Regions from separate parts of the Homo sapiens genome. Here region 1 is linked to region 2. The links are chromatin loops, found by intact Hi-C in ENCODE. Cell type or tissue: gastrocnemius medialis. All regions are shown on one strand. Links, peaks and the distances in the headings refer to the core of each region. The heading gives the core; the rest is flanking DNA.

What was found. Peaks named below come from ENCODE experiments on the same cell type or tissue, not always from the same donor. Only the 100,000 strongest peaks of a DNase experiment are listed, where the experiment ranks them.
Region 1: a loop joins it to region 2, with 3 times the contacts of the local background. A loop is called at or near these places in 43 of 110 quality-filtered maps.

Annotation. Positions count from the first base shown.
Region 1 is chr17:39,268,045-39,276,044 of GRCh38, reverse strand. It overlaps FBXL20 (F-box and leucine rich repeat protein 20), which reads left to right. Exons shown (of 15, transcript NM_032875.3): 10 at 945-1,075; 11 at 5,189-5,249; 12 at 7,174-7,218. Among named protein-coding and RNA genes, the nearest start is that of MIR548BC, 25 kb to the left of the region's middle. In gastrocnemius medialis, for the core only: a CTCF peak has its summit at 4,896 (motif pointing left); no DNase peak of the experiment used is centred there.
Region 2 is chr17:39,397,821-39,408,394 of GRCh38, reverse strand. It overlaps FBXL20 (F-box and leucine rich repeat protein 20), which reads left to right and starts at 6,769. Exons shown (of 15, transcript NM_032875.3): 1 at 6,769-7,034. The coding sequence starts at 6,993. MED1 (mediator complex subunit 1) reads left to right here. Exons shown (of 17, transcript NM_004774.4): 17 at 1-4,110. The coding sequence ends at 920. RefSeq lists silencers at 5,620-5,784, 5,750-6,139, 6,390-6,469, 6,500-6,699, 6,730-7,159 and 1 more. In gastrocnemius medialis, for the core only: no CTCF peak of the experiment used is centred there; DNase peaks (open chromatin) are centred at 5,744, 6,724, 7,384 and 7,922; H3K4me3 peaks cover 3,188 bases; H3K27ac peaks cover 4,414 bases.

The DNA of each region.
Region 1 (8,000 bases), core at 1-8,000, 130 kb after region 2:
GAACTCCCGACCTCAGGTGATCCACCCACCTCAGCCTCCCAAAGTGCTTGGATTACATGTGTGAGCCACTCCACCCAGTCTAATAACTTGTAAAAAATACAAAATTGTGTCTGAGTTAGATACAACTCTTTTATCTATAAATTAGGATGTTCTTTATATTATAAAACTAAAATATAGAAGTAAATGGATGCTGTGGCTGATACAATATTGCAACTGTCATCCACAGTTTAATTTTTTTCACTAACTTATCAGTGTCAATTTGAACTTTTAGATATATTTATACTACTAAAATACTTATATCCTTATCTTTTTTCTAGGTTTTAATATTTAATTGAGGCCAGGCATGGTGGCTCAAGCCTGTGATTCAAGTACTTTGGGAGGCTGAGGTGGGCAGATCACTTGAGGCCAGGAATTCGAGACCAGCCTGGCCAAAAACCCCATCTCTACTAAAAATACAAAAAAAAAAATTGCCGGACATGGTGGCGTGCACTTGTAGTCCCAGCTAGTCAGGAGGCTGAGGCACGAGAATCGCTTGAACCTGGGAGGTGGAGGTTGCAGTGAGCCAAGATTGCACCACTGCACTCCAGCCTGGGTGATAGAGTGAGACTCTATCTCCAAATAAATAAATAAATAAATAAATAAAATTATTTAATTGAACCTAAACTATGATGTACCCCATACTGATCCCAGTTCTATTAGAATTCCATTGTAGCTTTCAACAGGATTCTATTATAGCTTCTTCCCTTTGCACCAAAGGTAAGCACAGAGAACTGGAAGGAAGAAACAACGTGTGTTCATTTTCTTTTAGGTCTGCTATCTGATGAATGTGTTAAGCATGTCTTGATTTCCTTTTTGGTGATTATTTTCACAGAGCTATCATTTTTTTCTTTTTTTGTTTTGCTAAGATACTAATATCTATGGATTTTTTTGCTCTTGTTTTTTAGCAAATCACAGATGAAGGTCTCATTACTATATGCAGAGGGTGCCATAAGTTACAATCCCTTTGTGCCTCTGGCTGCTCCAACATCACAGATGCCATCCTGAATGCTCTAGGTCAGAACTGCCCACGGCTTAGGTAAACATTTCTTGTTTAGCTCAAAAAAATCATAGAACAAAAGTTTCCTTCACCCATATTTCTTCCTTGGAACTTTGGAATTTTAAGGTAGGCACTGCAGACGCTTTGAAATTTTAAGGTAGTCCCTTTTAGATGCCCACCTACTTCCTTTTTGTACCTCATTTGATTTCATGTAATTGGTGTGAACCAAGGGGTAACAATCCCCAAATTCCACTACTTGCTATCCATACTAGAAAAAAGAATCAACATTTTATTACTTGAGATAGAAAGAAAGGTATTTTCTCTTATTAATGCTTTTGTATAATTCTTTTCTCAAAGTAGTTTTTAAAGGTCCACCCTAAGGTCATTTGTCATAGTAATGATACCAGGTACATAGCAGGGGGTACTATATTTAAAAGACACTCTTAAAGGAATACCTCTTTTGTACTGATGGGTTTTTAAAACAGTCTTATTTCTCTCTGGCTCCTCAGTTTGAAGAATGCTGTGTTTTTTACTTTTTGTAGAGATGGGGTCAGGCTGTGTTGCTCAGGCTGGCCTCAAACCTCAGCTTCCCAAAGTGTTGAGATTACAGGTGAAAGCCACTGTGCCCAGCCTGTTACTGTCTTTTGAGGTAGTGTTGTGTATGCCTGCCTCAATCTCCTGGGCTCAAGTGATCATCTCACCTCAGCCTCAGGAGTAGCTGGGACTAAAGACATGTGCTACCACACCTGGCTACACTTTTTGTTCTCTAAAATAAACTTACATAGTACTTGTAAATTAGGTGTTGCTTTAGGTGCTTTACAAATACTAATTCAGGGCTGAGTGCCGAGGCGCACACCTGTGATCCCAGCATTTAGGGAGACCGAGGCTAGAAGATCGCTTGAGCCCAGGAGTTTGAGACCAGCATGGGCAACATGGCGAAACCCTGTCACTACAAAAAATAAAAAAATTAGCCAGGCATGGCGATGTGTGCCTTGTAGTCCCAGCTACTCAGGAGGCTAAAGTGAGAGGATCACTTGAGCCCAGGAGGTCAAGACAGCAGTGAGCTAAGATCACACCACTGCACTCTAGCCTGGGCAACAGAGTGAGACTCTTTCTCAATAACAGTAATAATTTGTTTAATCTCCATAGCACCATATAAGCACTATTATCGCCTTTTTTTTTTTTTTCTGAAACAGAGTCTTGCTCTGTCGCCCAGGCTGGAGTGCAGTGGCGCGATCTCGGCTCACTGCAACCTCCGTCTCCTGGGTTCAAGCGATTAACCTGCCTCAGCCTCCCTAGTAGCTGGGACTACAGGCGAGTGTCACCACACCCAGCTAATTTTTGTATTTTTAGTAGAGATGGGGTTTCATCATATTGGCCAGGATGGTCTCCTGACCTCATGATCTGCCCACCTCGGCCTCCCAAAGTGCTGGGTTTACAGGCGTGAGCCACCACACCCAGCCTTGTTACTGCCATTTTATAGATGAGAAAACTGAAGCACAAAGAGACAAAGTAACCTGCTCAAGGTCTCAGCTAGTTAGTGTAGGAACAAGTATTCACCCAGGAACTCTGATTCCTGAGCCTATGAAGCCACTTTTCTTACATATAATAATCATTGTAAAGCTATAAAACTTTCAGAAAATTGTTTCTGATGATTACCTGGCCTAACCATAATTGTTGAAAGAACTTTTGTGGCCAGGCGCAGTGGCTCACACCTGTAATCCCAACACTTTGGGAGGCTGAGGCGGGCGGATCATCTGAGGTCAGGAGTTTGAGACCAGCCTGGTCAACATGGTGAAACCTCGTCTCTGCTAAAAATACAAAAATTACAGGCGTGGTGGCCCACTCCTGTAATCCCAGCTACTCGAGAGGCTGAGACAAGAGAACTGTCTGAACCCAGGAGGTGGAAGTTGCACTCCCAGCCTGGGTGGCAGAGTGAGACTCCCTCTCAAAAAAACAAACAAACAAAAAAACCTTTTGCCTACAATATCAAAATTTCTTAAGAGAACATACACCTATTGGTCAAAATTAGTAATATCAGAAGCCTAAAATATTCCTCAAGAGCTGGGGAGGTAATCAAACTTCTCTCTGAATATCTTACACTTTATCCTTTTCGACTGTAGAGAGAGGAGTCTTCAGCTCCATCTCCCTATATGGTTCATTACATTGTTAGAATGGAAAAGCTCTCAACTGTGAAAATCAAAAGTTGTGTTCCAGTCAGATCGTGTTTTCCCATTAGGTAGCATTCATTTCTTTCTTTCTTTTTCTTTCTTTCTTTCTTTCTTTCTTTTTTTTTTTTTTTTTTTTGAGATAGAGTTTGGCTCTGTTGCCCAGGCTGGAGTGCAATGGCATGATCTTGGCTCACTGTAACCTCCTCCTCCCAGGTTCAAGCAATTTTCGTGCCTCAGCCTCCAGAGTAGGCAGGATTACAGGCATACGCTACCATGCCTGGCCAATTTTTTTGGTATTTTTGGTAGAGATTGGGTTTTACTGTGTTGGCCAGGGTGGTCTCAAACTCCTGGCCTCAGGTGATCTGCCCTCCCAAAGTTCTGGGATTACAGGCATGAGTCAACGCACCTGGCCATCTCTTGGAATTAAAAAAAAAATTTTTTTTTTTTTTTTTTGAGACAAAGTCTCGCTCTGTTGCCAGGCTGGAGCGCAGTGGCGTGACCTCAGCTCACTGCAAACTCCGCCTCCTGGGTTCAAGTGATTGTCCTGCCTCAACCTCTCAGATAGCTGGGACTACACGTGCCCACCACCATGCCTGACTAATTTTTTGTAATTTTAGTAGAGACGGGGTTTCACCATGTTGGCCAGGCTGGTCTCGATCTCCTGACCTCGTGATCCGCCTGCCTCGGCCTCCCAAAGTGCAGGGATTACAGGCGTGAGTCACCGCGCCCGGACAGAATTTAAAAATTTTTTTATACTGGTGAAGTCTTGGTATGTTGCCCAGGCTGGTCTTGAACTCCTGAGCTCAAGTGATCCTCCTGCCTCAGCCTCCTGAAGTGCTGGGATTATAGGTGTGAGCCACCGCACCCCGCCATCCATTTCTCATTGATTTTCAGTTGATAATTGTTTCCTATACTTTAACTTCAATTTTTTTCAACTTCAGTAGTAAGAATTTTATAAACAAACATGTTCTTTGTTACCATTTTACAGAGGTCACCCAACTTTTCACAGAAGAGAGCTACTTTTGATTCCCCAATCCTGTGGTTGGTATTTAGATTGGAGTTTAACAGTTGCTTAATAAGAGGTGAATGGCTGCCAGCTCAGCTTCCCTCTCAACTGGGCCTCCATGGGAGCCTGTGGGAGAAAGCAGGAAGCTTTCACAAGTCTAGAATTTCATATTTGGGATAGACCTGTAATTAAGCAATCCCCCCCACCTTTTTTTTTTTTTTTTTTTTTTTTTTTGAGTCGGAGCCTTGCTCTGTCACCCAGGCTGGAGTGCAGTGGCGGGATCTCGGCTCACTGCAACCTCCGCCTCCCGGGTTCAAGCGATTCTCCTGCCTCAGCCTCCCGAGTAGCCGGGACTACAGGCACCCGCCACCACGCCAGACTAATTTTTGCATTTTTGGTAGAAATGGGGTTTCACCGTGTTGGCCAGGCTGGTCTCGAACTCCTGACCTCAGGTGATCCGCCCACCTCGGCCTCCCAAAGTGTTGGGATTATAGGCATGAGCCACCATGCCCGGCCTGTCACATTTTTTTTAAAGCAATTTAAATCTAAGTGAACCTACTTCTAAAACAGGAAAGAAAATAATTCATTTCAGCAAGAGATTAACTGAAATAGAGTATCTCCGTTTCCTTTGTTTTCTAGGAGCAGGCTGCCCTCTGGGGGTAAGCAGTATGCCATCAAGAAGGCTTTTAATGCATTTCATGCGTTTTGGCATTAACTACAAGCTTCAATTATATTCTTCTGTGTTCATTGATTGCATCACCCTGAAATGTGGTATTTATAGGACCACTTTATGATGACTCCATGAAAATGAATGGCAAGATCTGTATACAGACTTGCTTAGTTGTTAATGTCATTCTATATTATAAAGTCCTTAGAGAATAGAAGATTGTTTTTGTAAATTCTTACTGTTTTAATAAACTCAGTTTTCAGGGACCAAGAGCTTGACTTTCACTGTTTTTTTTTTTTTTTTAACAGAATATTGGAAGTGGCAAGATGTTCTCAATTAACAGATGTGGGCTTTACCACTCTAGCCAGGGTAAGTATTTTCTTTAGGTTCCATAGGTTTGTTTCCATAGGTTTTATTAGGGCTTTTTATTTCAGAAGAACAAGCAGCAAGGGAAATGTGAAATGGTAGCAGAATTGGGTGAGTGAGACGGGGTTTCATGCTATAGCTACAGACCTACTGATATCAATAAGAATACAAACTGCTCCTAGAAATGCACACATGCATTGGAGAATATAAAACCCCTTCATGATACTTTTTAAACAATTTTTTTTAAATTTTTTTGAGATGGGGTCTCGCTCTGTCACCCAGGCTGGAGTGCAGTGACACGATCTCGGCTCACTGCAACCTCCACCTCCCAGGTTCAAGCATTTCTCCTGCCTCAGCCTCCCGAGTAGCTGGGATTACAAGCATGTGCCACCACATCCAGCTAAGTTTTGTATTTTTAGTAGAGACAGGGTTTCACCATGTTGGCCAGGCTGGTCTTCAACTCCCAACCTCAAGTCATCCGCTCACCTTGGCCTCCCAAAGTGATGAGATTACAGACGTGAGCCACTGCACCCACCCATGAGACTTGATTCTTCACAATTTCATAAGCTAATAGATTAAGCAGGTGCTTCTTGGTACTTTGTGAAAAAACTTATTGGTTATTTGGTACATGACTAGTGGATGAAAGTAACATTGAAGGAAACACATGTCTGGTTCTAAATGGAAAGGTTTTAGGAGATTTTCTGTATTCTCCTGAGTATTTTAATACTTGGACGGGTTTATAAATTACTATATGATAATATTTAAAATTATACTGACTTTGACCAGTGTTATGGTACAAGGGGATGGTCGTTTGCTTTTAGGCAGATCGATAGAATATTAATTAGGTGGGAGCCAGCACATGGCATGACTAAAGGAGGCCATAGCCTGGGTGCAGTGGCTCATGCCTGTAATCCCAGCATTTTGGAAGGCCAAGGAAAGCAGATCGCTTGAGCCCAGCCCGGGCAACATGGCGAAATTTCATCTCTGTAAGAAATACAAAAGGCCGGGCGCGGTGGCTCATGCCTGTAATCCCAGCACTTGGGGAGGCCAAGGGGGGTGGATCACCTGAGGTCAGGAGTTCGAGATCAGCCTGACCCACATGGAGAAACCCTGACTTTACTAAAAACACAAAATTAGCCGGTGATGGTGGCGCATGCCTGTAATCCCAGCTACTTGGGAGGCTGAGGCAGGAGAATCGCTTGAATCCGGGAGGCGGAGGTTGCAGTGAGCTGAGATCGTGCCATTGCACTCCAGTCTGGGCAACGAGCGAAACTCTGTCTCAAAAAAAAAAAAAAAAAAGAGGAAAGGCCGGGCGCGATGGCTCACGCCTGTAATCCCAGCATTTTGGGAGGCCGAGGCGGGCGGATCACGAGGTCAGGAGATCGAGACCATCCTGGCTAACATGGTGAAACCCCGTCTCTACTAAAAATGCAAAAAATTAGCCAGGCGTGGTGGCGGGCGCCTGTAGTCCCAGCTACTCAGGAGGCTGAGGCAGGAGAATGGCGTGAACCCGGGAGGTAGAGCTTGCCGTGAGCCGAGATCATGCCACTGCATTCCAGCCTAGGTGACAAGAGCCAGACTCCATCTCAAAAAGAAAAAAAAAAGAAAAGAAATACAAAAATTAGCCAGGTGTGGTGGCACATTCCTATAGTCCCAGCTAATTGGGAGGCTGAGGTGGGAGAATCACCTGAGCCCAGGGAGTTGGAGGCTGCAGTGAGCCATGATTTCACCACTGCACTCCAACCTGGGTGACAGAGTGAGACCTTGTCTCAAAAGAAAGAAAAAAAAATTAGCATGACACTAGCTCTGAAACACCAAAGAATTTATCAACGTATTTAATATTACCTCTTAGTTTTCTGTCCTTAAAAGTTTCTCATGTTTTAAATGTTTGTACTGTAATGTTTGTGTTTGTTTTTGTACTTTGTAGAATTGCCATGAACTTGAAAAGATGGACCTGGAAGAGTGTGTTCAGGTAAGATTGTAGATTTTAATTCAGAAATACAGTATAGTAGACACTTAGATAATACACAACATCAGAATGTGCAATTCCCTACCCTAGTGTAGGATACTGTAGTGCCTGACAGCATTGCAGATTCCCCATTAAGTAAGGTATCTTCCAGGCAGAGGTGCTCATGGTATGTGTTGCAGAACTGTGGAAATATATGCCATCAATCAGGTTGCCATTAGAGAGAAAGGAGGCCCAAGCATTCAGGCTGTAAAGCTGTTAAAAATATTTCCTTAGACCTGTAGAGTTATGATGCTAGTAAATAATTAAAGCCCCATCACACTGATCTATATAGCACTGCCTTTCTTTAGCTTTGCTGTATCCTAGATCCCTGGCATCGTTAGCCCTGGAGACCTGACTCTGCATGGAACTCTGCCTTTAAGCCAAACTGATCTCCTGATTAACAGTTTTTATTTTTTAATTATTATTATTATTTTTTTGAGATGGAATTTCACTGTTGTTGCCCAGGCTGGAGTGCAGTGGCGAGATCTCAGCTCACTGCAACCTCCACCTCCCAGATTCAAGCAATTCTCCTGCCTTGGCCTCTGAAGTAGCTGGGATTACAGGCATGCGCCACCACACCCGGCTGATTTTTTGTATTCTTAGTAGAGATGGGATTTCACTGTGTTGGCCAGGCTGGTTTTGAACTCCTGACCTCAGGTGATCCACTTGGCTCGCCCTCCCAAAGTGCTGGGATTACAGACGTGAGCCACATTAACACAATTTTAAGAACTTTGAGATTATTAATT
Region 2 (10,574 bases), core at 2,575-10,574:
GTGGCTCTTCCATGTCATCCTCTCAGAACCAGCATGGGAGTTCTAAAGGAAAATCTCCCAGCAGAAACAAGAAGCCGTCCTTGACAGCTGTCATAGATAAACTGAAGCATGGGGTTGTCACCAGTGGCCCTGGGGGTGAAGACCCACTGGACGGCCAGATGGGGGTGAGCACAAATTCTTCCAGCCATCCTATGTCCTCCAAACATAACATGTCAGGAGGAGAGTTTCAGGGCAAGCGTGAGAAAAGTGATAAAGACAAATCAAAGGTTTCCACCTCCGGGAGTTCAGTGGATTCTTCTAAGAAGACCTCAGAGTCAAAAAATGTGGGGAGCACAGGTGTGGCAAAAATTATCATCAGTAAGCATGATGGAGGCTCCCCTAGCATTAAAGCCAAAGTGACTTTGCAGAAACCTGGGGAAAGTAGTGGAGAAGGGCTTAGGCCTCAAATGGCTTCTTCTAAAAACTATGGCTCTCCACTCATCAGTGGTTCCACTCCAAAGCATGAGCGTGGCTCTCCCAGCCATAGTAAGTCACCAGCATATACCCCCCAGAATCTGGACAGTGAAAGTGAGTCAGGCTCCTCCATAGCAGAGAAATCTTATCAGAATAGTCCCAGCTCAGACGATGGTATCCGACCACTTCCAGAATACAGCACAGAGAAACATAAGAAGCACAAAAAGGAAAAGAAGAAAGTAAAAGACAAAGATAGGGACCGAGACCGGGACAAAGACCGAGACAAGAAAAAATCTCATAGCATCAAGCCAGAGAGTTGGTCCAAATCACCCATCTCTTCAGACCAGTCCTTGTCTATGACAAGTAACACAATCTTATCTGCAGACAGACCCTCAAGGCTCAGCCCAGACTTTATGATTGGGGAGGAAGATGATGATCTTATGGATGTGGCCCTGATTGGGAATTAGGAACCTTATTTCCTAAAAGAAACAGGGCCAGAGGAAAAAAAACTATTGATAAGTTTATAGGCAAACCACCATAAGGGGTGAGTCAGACAGGTCTGATTTGGTTAAGAATCCTAAATGGCATGGCTTTGACATCAAGCTGGGTGAATTAGAAAGGCATATCCAGACCCTATTAAAGAAACCACAGGGTTTGATTCTGGTTACCAGGAAGTCTTCTTTGTTCCTGTGCCAGAAAGAAAGTTAAAATACTTGCTTAAGAAAGGGAGGGGGGTGGGAGGGGTGTAGGGAGAGGGAAGGGAGGGAAACAGTTTTGTGGGAAATATTCATATATATTTTCTTCTCCCTTTTTCCATTTTTAGGCCATGTTTTAAACTCATTTTAGTGCATGTATATGAAGGGCTGGGCAGAAAATGAAAAAGCAATACATTCCTTGATGCATTTGCATGAAGGTTGTTCAACTTTGTTTGAGGTAGTTGTCCGTTTGAGTCATGGGCAAATGAAGGACTTTGGTCATTTTGGACACTTAAGTAATGTTTGGTGTCTGTTTCTTAGGAGTGACTGGGGGAGGGAAGATTATTTTAGCTATTTATTTGTAATATTTTAACCCTTTATCTGTTTGTTTTTATACAGTGTTTCGTTCTAAATCTATGAGGTTTAGGGTTCAAAATGATGGAAGGCCGAAGAGCAAGGCTTATATGGTGGTAGGGAGCTTATAGCTTGTGCTAATACTGTAGCATCAAGCCCAAGCAAATTAGTCAGAGCCCGCCTTTAGAGTTAAATATAATAGAAAAACCAAAATGATATTTTTATTTTAGGAGGGTTTAAATAGGGTTCAGAGATCATAGGAATATTAGGAGTTACCTCTCTGTGGAGGTATTGACTTGTAATCTCATTTTCCTTTCAAAAAAAAAAAAAAAAGCTAAGGTGGCTTGTTGGGATGTAAACATGTTTTCAGATGCAGTAAGGTTTAGTGTAGGACAGCCTTCCTGACCCAGTGGCATGAAAACCATTACAGGATTAATAGTTCTCCTACTTCCACAATGTGCCAAAAGTCTGCATCCCAGCATTTTGTTTGCAGGAGAACTGATGCCATTCCTAAGAGCTGGACTCACTGTTTCTCTTCATCACAAGGAGAAGGAGTCCAAACTTTAATCACTCCACTGTATGCTCCCTGAGATAAAACAGTAAAAAATCCGCAGCCATAGTTCACTTAAAACAATTTCAAGCTCACTTTTGAAGTAATGGGGGCCTGGAATGCTAGGTGAGCATGAAGATAAACCCTTGCTACTATGTAGCAACCCAATTGGACCTTTTTGGAGAAATAGGTCTGAGTCTGGATTCTGGGGGACATCAATAAGAGCCCTTCACATAAAAATATAGAAATCCAGGAGACTGTTTCGAGTGCAACAGAAGTTCTCAGTATTTGGAGGGTCCTCTCAAAAATTCTGCGGCCTTACTTTGATATTGACACCTGCACTGTGCCATTCCTGATTATTCCATTCAGGATCTGTATCAGCGGGATGGGGCATGGTCCCCAGCACAACTCTTCTGGGTTAAAAAAAAAAAGCCAGGTGATTCCTTTGTGTGTTATGTCGTAAGTGGAGTGACTTCATCATATATGGAAGAAGATTTCTATATTCAGCTTTTTCTGCAGGTTGGAGTCAGCATAGAGTTGGAAAATCAGCTTTGGCTTTCTTTCCTGTCTCATTTCCTCTAGTGTTCTCCTTTTTATTGTCATCAGCTCTCAACAACTCTGCCACTTTTGTGTCCCAAGGTAATAAGATGTAGGAAACAAAACATTGTAAAGTGGAGCAAGAAAAGTTATCAATTAACCACATCAGAGTCAAATGTCTTGGGTGACACTAAGGAGGATATGGGCAGGTGATACCAGAGTGCTTTATCTTGTGATGTTGATACAGTAGCAGCCTCTCAGACATTCAGCCAGGTTGGATTTCTCATGAGTTTGTCACCTAGTTTTGAATCCTATCCCGTTGGTTTCTGCAGGAAAAAAAAAAAAATTTATGTGGTTTTTAAAATTTGTTCTGAGTGGGGAGAATCTTAGGGGGAATGTACTGAATAGTATCATGGGCTCAGCTCCCCCATGCAGGGCCAACAAATACCAAAATGAGTAAACTGGGAAGCTTTTCTCTCTTTCTGTCTTCATCCCAGATCAAAGAATCCCGAGTTAGGATCTGGATGAAGGATAAGCCCCTGAATTGTCGATGGGCTCACCCCCACACTGACCCAGCATCTGAACTTGCTTAACAGGGAGCCGGGGCTAAACTGCTTCACCCTGCCTGAGAACCAGGGAGCACTGCATTTCTCCACAGGGTGGAGGAGAAGAGGCAGAATAAACCAAGCCTGGGACACCTCCCTCCTGTCTAGGTGTACTCATTCTTCTGTTTCAAAAGAAGGCAAGGACATGAAGTCAACTTCTACCTATCTTCTGCTGCTGGTGTCTTATGTATTCTCAGTTTGACCTGATTCCTCTTCTGTCTTTTGACTTAACATTAGGGGTTCTTGGTCATAACCTGCTCTGATGTACATAAAGATTTCAGGTTCAATATCAATGTGTCTTAAAACAGAAGTATTTTAGCGGGTGGGGGGTGGGGTGGTGGGGACAAACAACGCAGGATATAATTGCCAAAACCAGGCTTGAGGTTGGTGACTCTTGAAAGATTTTCTTTCTTCAGGCCTAGATCAGAAAATTAAGTGCAGCAATATCATGAATTCTCAGAAGCCCTTTCAGGGAGCCAGTGAGTCATACAGTATCCACAGTTGAGTCACTTAAAGATGTCAGTATACGAAACATTATTCACAATCCTTGGGCAATCTCATTTTTTTTTCCTTCTCCCCTCCTCCCCTGCCCCCCATACATTTCTATCCTTGAGTTAGTTTTGGAGGGGCAGGAAGTACTTAACATCTCAGAAGCTAGATTGGGAAACATGCTCAGCTATAAGAACTGAGCTTTAAATTTTGAGTTTAAAAATGTACATCAGGAGCAGCTGGGGAGGGTCTTTTTTTAAAAAAATCTTTCAAATTTGGTTTTCTGTGCATATGGCCGTTTTGTAAATACTTTGGGGTTTTTCATTTTTTTGAAAGTAGATGAAATCTGTTGTGGGATTTTTTTCCCGAAACATTACAAAATAACCTGTTTATTTACATGCAAATAAACTTCTTTGATAAAAAGTAATTTGCCTGTGTGTAATAAAATTTTAGCCTTTGAATACTTTTTTCATTTGTTCAAAACTCCAGTCAATTTTAAAGAGTCAGTCAACAGTAAATGTCTTCCCTGAGTACTACTTGAAATGGGTCAACTGGTAACTGACGGAGCTGTGAAACTTGTCTTCATTCTATTACTCTGTAGGCCAGTTTTTCTACCCTTTGCCATTTTTTTTTTTTTCGAGATGGAGTCTCGCTGTGTCGCCCAGGCTGGAGTGCAGTGGCACAATCTTGGCTCACTACAACCTCCGCCTCCCGGGTTCAAGCAATTCTGCCTCAGCCTCCCGAGTAGCTGGGATTAGAGGCGCCCACCACCACGCCCAGCTAATTTTTGTATTTTTAGCAGAGACGGGGTTTCACCATGTTGGCCAGGATGGTCTCAATCTCCTGACCTTATGATCCGCCCGCCTTGGCCTCCCAAAGTGCTGGGATTACAGGCGTGAGCCACCGCGCCCGGCCATCCCTTTGCCATTGTTACTCACCAAATGCATCAGTTTTTGCTGGGAGAAAACAGCTCTTAGATGAGACAGAATGAAAAGGCTTTTTTATTCCACTGGCTGAAGTCAAGCAAAAACATTAAAAGTACCTGGGACAGGAGGAGAAGACAGACCTGGGTTTGTGGGCCTGAGAATGAGTTTCTGAAGCTAGGTCCCTGGTTTTAGGAAGCCCCCTCTAGGATTAAAAAAAGCCGGGGGGTGGCGCGCTGGTCGTGGTGGCTCACATGAGGCCTGTAATCTCAGCACTGGGAGGAGGCTGGAGGATCACTTGGGCCCAGGAATTGCAGACTAGTCTGGGCAACATAGGGAGACCCCGTCTCTACAAAAGAAAAAAGATCCCAGCACTCTGGGAGGCCGAGGCGGGCGGATCACTTGTAGTCAGGTGTTCCTGACCAGCCTGGCCAACATGGCGAAACCTCGTCTCTACTTAGCCAGGTGCGGCGCGGCGCGCCTGTAATCCCAGCTACTTGGGAGGCTTGAACCCGGGAGGCAGAGGTTGCAGTAAACCGAGATCGTGCCACTGCACTCCAGCCTAAGCGACAGAGTTGAACCTCTGTCTCAAAAAAAAAAAAAAAAAAAAAAAGAAAAAGTTTGTACAGTGCTTTAAGAGTTGGGTAATATGTCCTCCAGCTAAAATATACCTGTTCTTAAAGATCTGCCGCACTTGTTGCTCTTGTTAATTTCTTAGACGCATAACAAGTCAGTCGCTAAAACCACTAATTAAAAGGGGTGTGAGGAAGACCAACTCATAACTGCTTTGGAAGCATACAATTAGCAGTGCTGCTGCTCCTGCCAGGTGTGCTGGAATTTATTATACAGTTTCTAATAGTTCACTCTTAGGACATAATTTTGTAGTTTGTTGCTCATAGAAGGGGCAACAAAACTACAAAATCCTGTGTTATTCCTTCGTGGAAATTCGGTCATAAATTCTGAGACCTTGAAGGCCAGAGTTGTTAAAACATAATATAATATGATGACACAGATCAGCTTCTATACAAGGAGCCCGGGAGTCTGATGAAGTGTTTCCATCGGGAAAACGCCCCCGCCTACTCGCTCACACACGCTTGTTTCTCCCGCCAAAGTGACGTCAGGCCGAAGCTCTCACCAAACAGCGCCCTGATTGGCGGACAGGCAGGCGCTGCAGCCCATTGGGCGCCGGCGGCGGCCGAGCAAGGAAAACCAAAGGCTCTTCGGTCTCGCCCGCCCCACCCCCACGGACGCGCGCCCCGACCCCGGCCAAAGGAAGGGTTGCCCGGCTCCAGCCCTGCACCCCCGACCCCCGGCCTCAGGTGCAGCTCCGCAGCCATCCCCGGACCAGGGCGGGCACTTGGCCTGTTGCTCAGCGCAACCACCCTCGCCCTCCCGAGCCATGCACAGGGAGACAAGCGTCCGGCCCCGGCCCCCCAGGCCTCCCTGCAGCACCCCGTAATGTAATGCACTGGGGCGGGGGAGGCGGGGGAGGCGGCGGCGGCGGCAACCGCGGAGGCGCGGCGGCAGCCGCACTGCCCCAATCTAGACACATCCAGAAGAGGAGGAAAATGGCTCCGAGCAGGGACCGCCTGCTGCACTTTGGGTTCAAGGCGACAGTGAGTGACAGGGGAAGGGAGCTGGGTGGCCGGGAAGGATGCGGGTGCCTTACAGGATCCTGGGGAACAAGTGACGAGGGGCGACGGGCGCGGGCAGAGGCTGAGGTTCTGTGCAGGCAGGTGCGTGCCTGTTTGCCCGCGGAGGGAGGAGAGGGGGACACGGGGCAGAAGAGGGGCCCCCGCGCAGAGTGCGGTACTGCTCTACTCTCCCTCGCTGGTCCGCGAGCACGCGCGCACTCGCATCCGCCCCACAGACCCCCTTTTCCACACGCACAGGCACTTCCCTGCCTCGCCTTCTCCCGATGGGCTCGTCTGCCTCGGAGGCGCAGGGGGTCGTGCCGCCGCCGCGCACCGGCTGCTCCCGGGAGCGCCGTCAGGGCCGGCCCCGTGTGGGGGAGGGGTGGTCTCGCGCCGCCGCCGCCGCGCTCCTCCCCTCCCGCCCCTCCCCCTCCCGGGCGCTCCGAGGCCCGGGCGGCTCTGTCCAATGAGCAGCGGCGTTGCTGGCAGGTGGGGAGTGTTTTTGTTTTGGGTTGAAGTTGAGGCTGAGGAGAGAGCCGAGCTAGCGACGAGCAGTCGTTGCGGCCGCCGGCGCCGCGGGAGGTGGTGGAGGCCTAGCCGGAGCCGAGAGGTCTCTTGTTCCCGTCCCACGGTCCCGGCGTCACCCCTCCGGCGCCCAGTCCCCGTCCCGGAACTCCCGGGCCTGTCCTGGGCCCCCGGTCTGTGCACTCCGCTCGCCGCAGCGCCCGGCCCGGGCCGCACCCGCCGGCCCCATGAGGAGGGACGTGAACGGAGTGACCAAGAGCAGGTTTGAGGTGTGAGCTTGGGGGGCTCGGGCGGCGTGAGGAGGGCGGGTCGCGCGCTCTAATCCCAAAACGTCCGCTCCGCACGGAGCCTCCTCCCTGGCAGGCGCCGTCACCCACCCACTGGCGGGGCTGCCAGACTCCGCTCCCCTTTCTTGCGACCCAGAAGCCCAGCGCAGCCCGGTGCCCCCAGTCCCCTCGCCGGTTCGCCCCCCGTCTCTTCCCACCAGCGGGCCCCCGCGGGGGATTAGCTCGGGCGCCCTAATTCCACCCTCCTCCAGGATCGCTCAGCTTTCCATTCTTTACACAACCCTTGGCTTGCCTCCTTCCACCCAGCCATCACGGCTCCGGTCCACCAGAGCCTGCTGCTTTTCTCGCTGCTACCTTCATGACGCGTTTGTTGTCTGTTGAGGGAGGAAATTAGGGGATGGGTACCATTTCTCCGAGTTTGAGACCTTGGTGAAACTAGGGAAGTGGGGACGGTAGTTTGGGATGATAGAGGCTACCACGGGTTTTCGGTGCTGTGTTTGGTTTGGGTATTGTTCTGATACTTCCTCTGCTTTCCCGTTTAGTCTGTACTTCTGTAGCTCATTGTTCCTTGGGAACCCTTGGATGTCTACATGCTTTGAGATTGGGACGAAAGTTCAGCAAATCCATTCCGGTCTGTCTTTCAGGAACTTTTTCTCCTCTAGCGAGGGAGGTTTACTGTCCTGGAATTGAGGAGTGGACGGTCTTGAAAGCGTCTTTAGAGAGTAGTCATCTTGCAAGGAAGAGATTCCTTTGGGAAGTGAAATATTGTAACTACTGATGAATTACAGTAGTATAACAATATACTGGAAGGTTCCTTGAGGGTCAAGAGAAAGAAACTTCTACAGGAAGAGTAAATGTCACCTGGTCTTTTCTGGCAGAGAACCAGGCTGACCTGGGATCACTCACAGCTCAGTGGACAATCTCACTCGGTGTTTTTCTTCATCTCCATTTGAGAGATGAAATTGTAAGACGGCGAGACAAAAGTTTAAGAAACTCGACAACTAGGTTCAGGGTGTGAAAACTTTTAAGGGTTGTCAGTTTAATCTATTCTTTGATTTCTTATTATGCGAACTGGGAAATAATTTGAATTGATCCACGAAGATCAAGATAGGAAGTGTTTTGGGTGCAGTTTAAGTTCAGAGCTTCAGTGTTACTGTTGCACTTCAGGAGTGGAGAAAATCAAAGAATTGGCCTTCTTAGAGTTTTAGTATTTAACTTGATCACTAGAAGAAAATGTTATGGAATATATTATTTGGTGTTTAATAGGACATTGGATGGCCCTAATGTACAGAGCCCCAATAAAGTTAATTTATGATGGTTTCGTATTCAGTAGTACCGTAAAAACCCAGAATGTCACTAAAATTGCTGAATAGACGTTCAGCAGTTAACAGGAATCTTGAAAGGCAGTTCCAGATACTGAAGATTTGAGTCGGGGACAGTCTTTTGCCTGTGGAATTAGCTCTTTATCAGTTTGCTGTTCATTTTAGATTGAATAATTTTTGGAAAGTATTCTCTTGTATGTGGTGTAAAATTACATTGCTATTTTGTATTTTTATAATTATCTTATACTTTAATTTACAATCTCTGTAGGGGTGGCATACTATAATAAAGTAATAAGGAAATTTGTTGCTGTATTAAGAGGTTTCTTTTTAACTTGTAGCTGATGTAGCTGGCAACGAAATCTTTCTAAATATGATCTGAGAAGGTAAAAAAAAGAATAAGGTGGGGAGTCCTTCTTGGACGGTTTCATGATTAAATAAGTGTTTGTTTATAAACTAAAAGCTATTCACTTAATATGATGTGAAGTGTTCCATGCCGGAATACAGATGAGAATGGCTAGAAATGATATGTGTTAATGAAGTTCATTGAGTACTTCTTAAAACCATTTACCTCTTTATTGACCTAATTTACAAGGACTGAGACAATTAGTAATTGGCTTCTTAGGAAGTAGTAAATAAATTTATTGCTTATTTGTTGAAAATATTTTAAATATTTACTTTCAATAAAAGATACGTAAATAAAGCAGATCTAAACATTTACATCAAATGATATTTTAAATCCTCAAGATTACAGTCTGCTTCTTAAAGAACTGATAATTTTACAACTGTAAGCAGATAGCAGATCTCATTGAGAATTTTTGTGGATGCATGAAATCTTTATATCACATAATAGCTAATTTCAAATTGTGGCTACGTAAGGTTTATTTTTCTTGGAGAAGATAACTGAAGCTCTATGATTTTCAGATAGTTGATTCATTGAAATCCTTTTGTAGGTATGCTTTTATATGTTGTAACTGGAGGCCACACACCTTAAATCTCCCACTCTGGGTTAGAGCTATAGAAAAAAAATTTTTTTAATTTAAAACCAAGGGGCCGGGCGAGGTGGCTCATGCCTGTAATCCCAGCACTTTGGGAGGCCGAGGTGGGTGGATCACGAGGTCAGGAGTTCAAGACCAGCCTGACCAACCTGGTGAAACCCGGTCTCTACTAAAAATACAAAAATTAGCCGGGCGTGGTAGTGGGCACCTGTAATTCCAGCTACTCAGGAGGCTGAGGCAGGAGAATCACTTGAACCCAGGAGGCGGAGGTTGTATTGAGCCGAGATTGTGCCATTTTACTCCAGCCTGGGCGACAGAGCGAGAGATTCCGTCTCCAAAAAAAAAACAAAAAACAACGAGGGTGAGTACCTGTTAGCCAGATGTGTAGCATCCTGTGGAATAGCCAAAGTAGATGACTACTGAATAAAGAATCTCTATTTAAGAGATCAAGAGATGTGAAAATTCATGTTTTTCTTGCTGTGTCACCATGGCATTAAATGTATACAGTAATAACCCTTGTAGGTCAACATAGTATGTGCTGAATTGTGTTAATCAATTAAAACTTACCATTCAGATATTTTAATTATGTTATTTATGGTAAACTTTGCAGCAAATTTTAGTAATTGTCTTTCAAATTTAACGATGGTTATTGAATACTTCCTGCATGACAGACACTGAGCCAGATGTTTTACCTCAGTTACCTCTAGCTTTTTGTTGTTGTTGTTGTTTTGTTGCTTTTTTTCTTTGAGATGAAATCTTGCCCTTGTCCCCAGGCTGGAGTGCAATGGTGCGATCTCGGCTCACTGCAACCACTTCCCAGGTTTTAAGCGATTCTACTGCCTCAGCCTCCCGAGTAGCTGGGATTACAGGCGCCTGCCACCATGCCCGGCTAATTTTTGTATTTTTAGTAGAGACGGGGTTTCACCATGTTGGCCAGGCTGGTCTCGAGCTCCTGACCTCGTGATCCAACCCCCCCCCCCCCCCCGCCCGCCGGCCTCCCAAAGTGCTGGGATTACAGGCGTGAGCCACCGCACCCGGCTAGTTACCTCTAGTTTTACGATTCTGTTTTACACTTGAGGAAAGTGAAGGCCTGAGAGGTTAAGTAAGGTGTTCAAATTGCACACCTAGTAAGTGGGGGAACCAGGATTCCAATCTGCATTTTTTTTTTTTGACTCCACTGTCATCCTGCTTTTTTTTTTAGCATG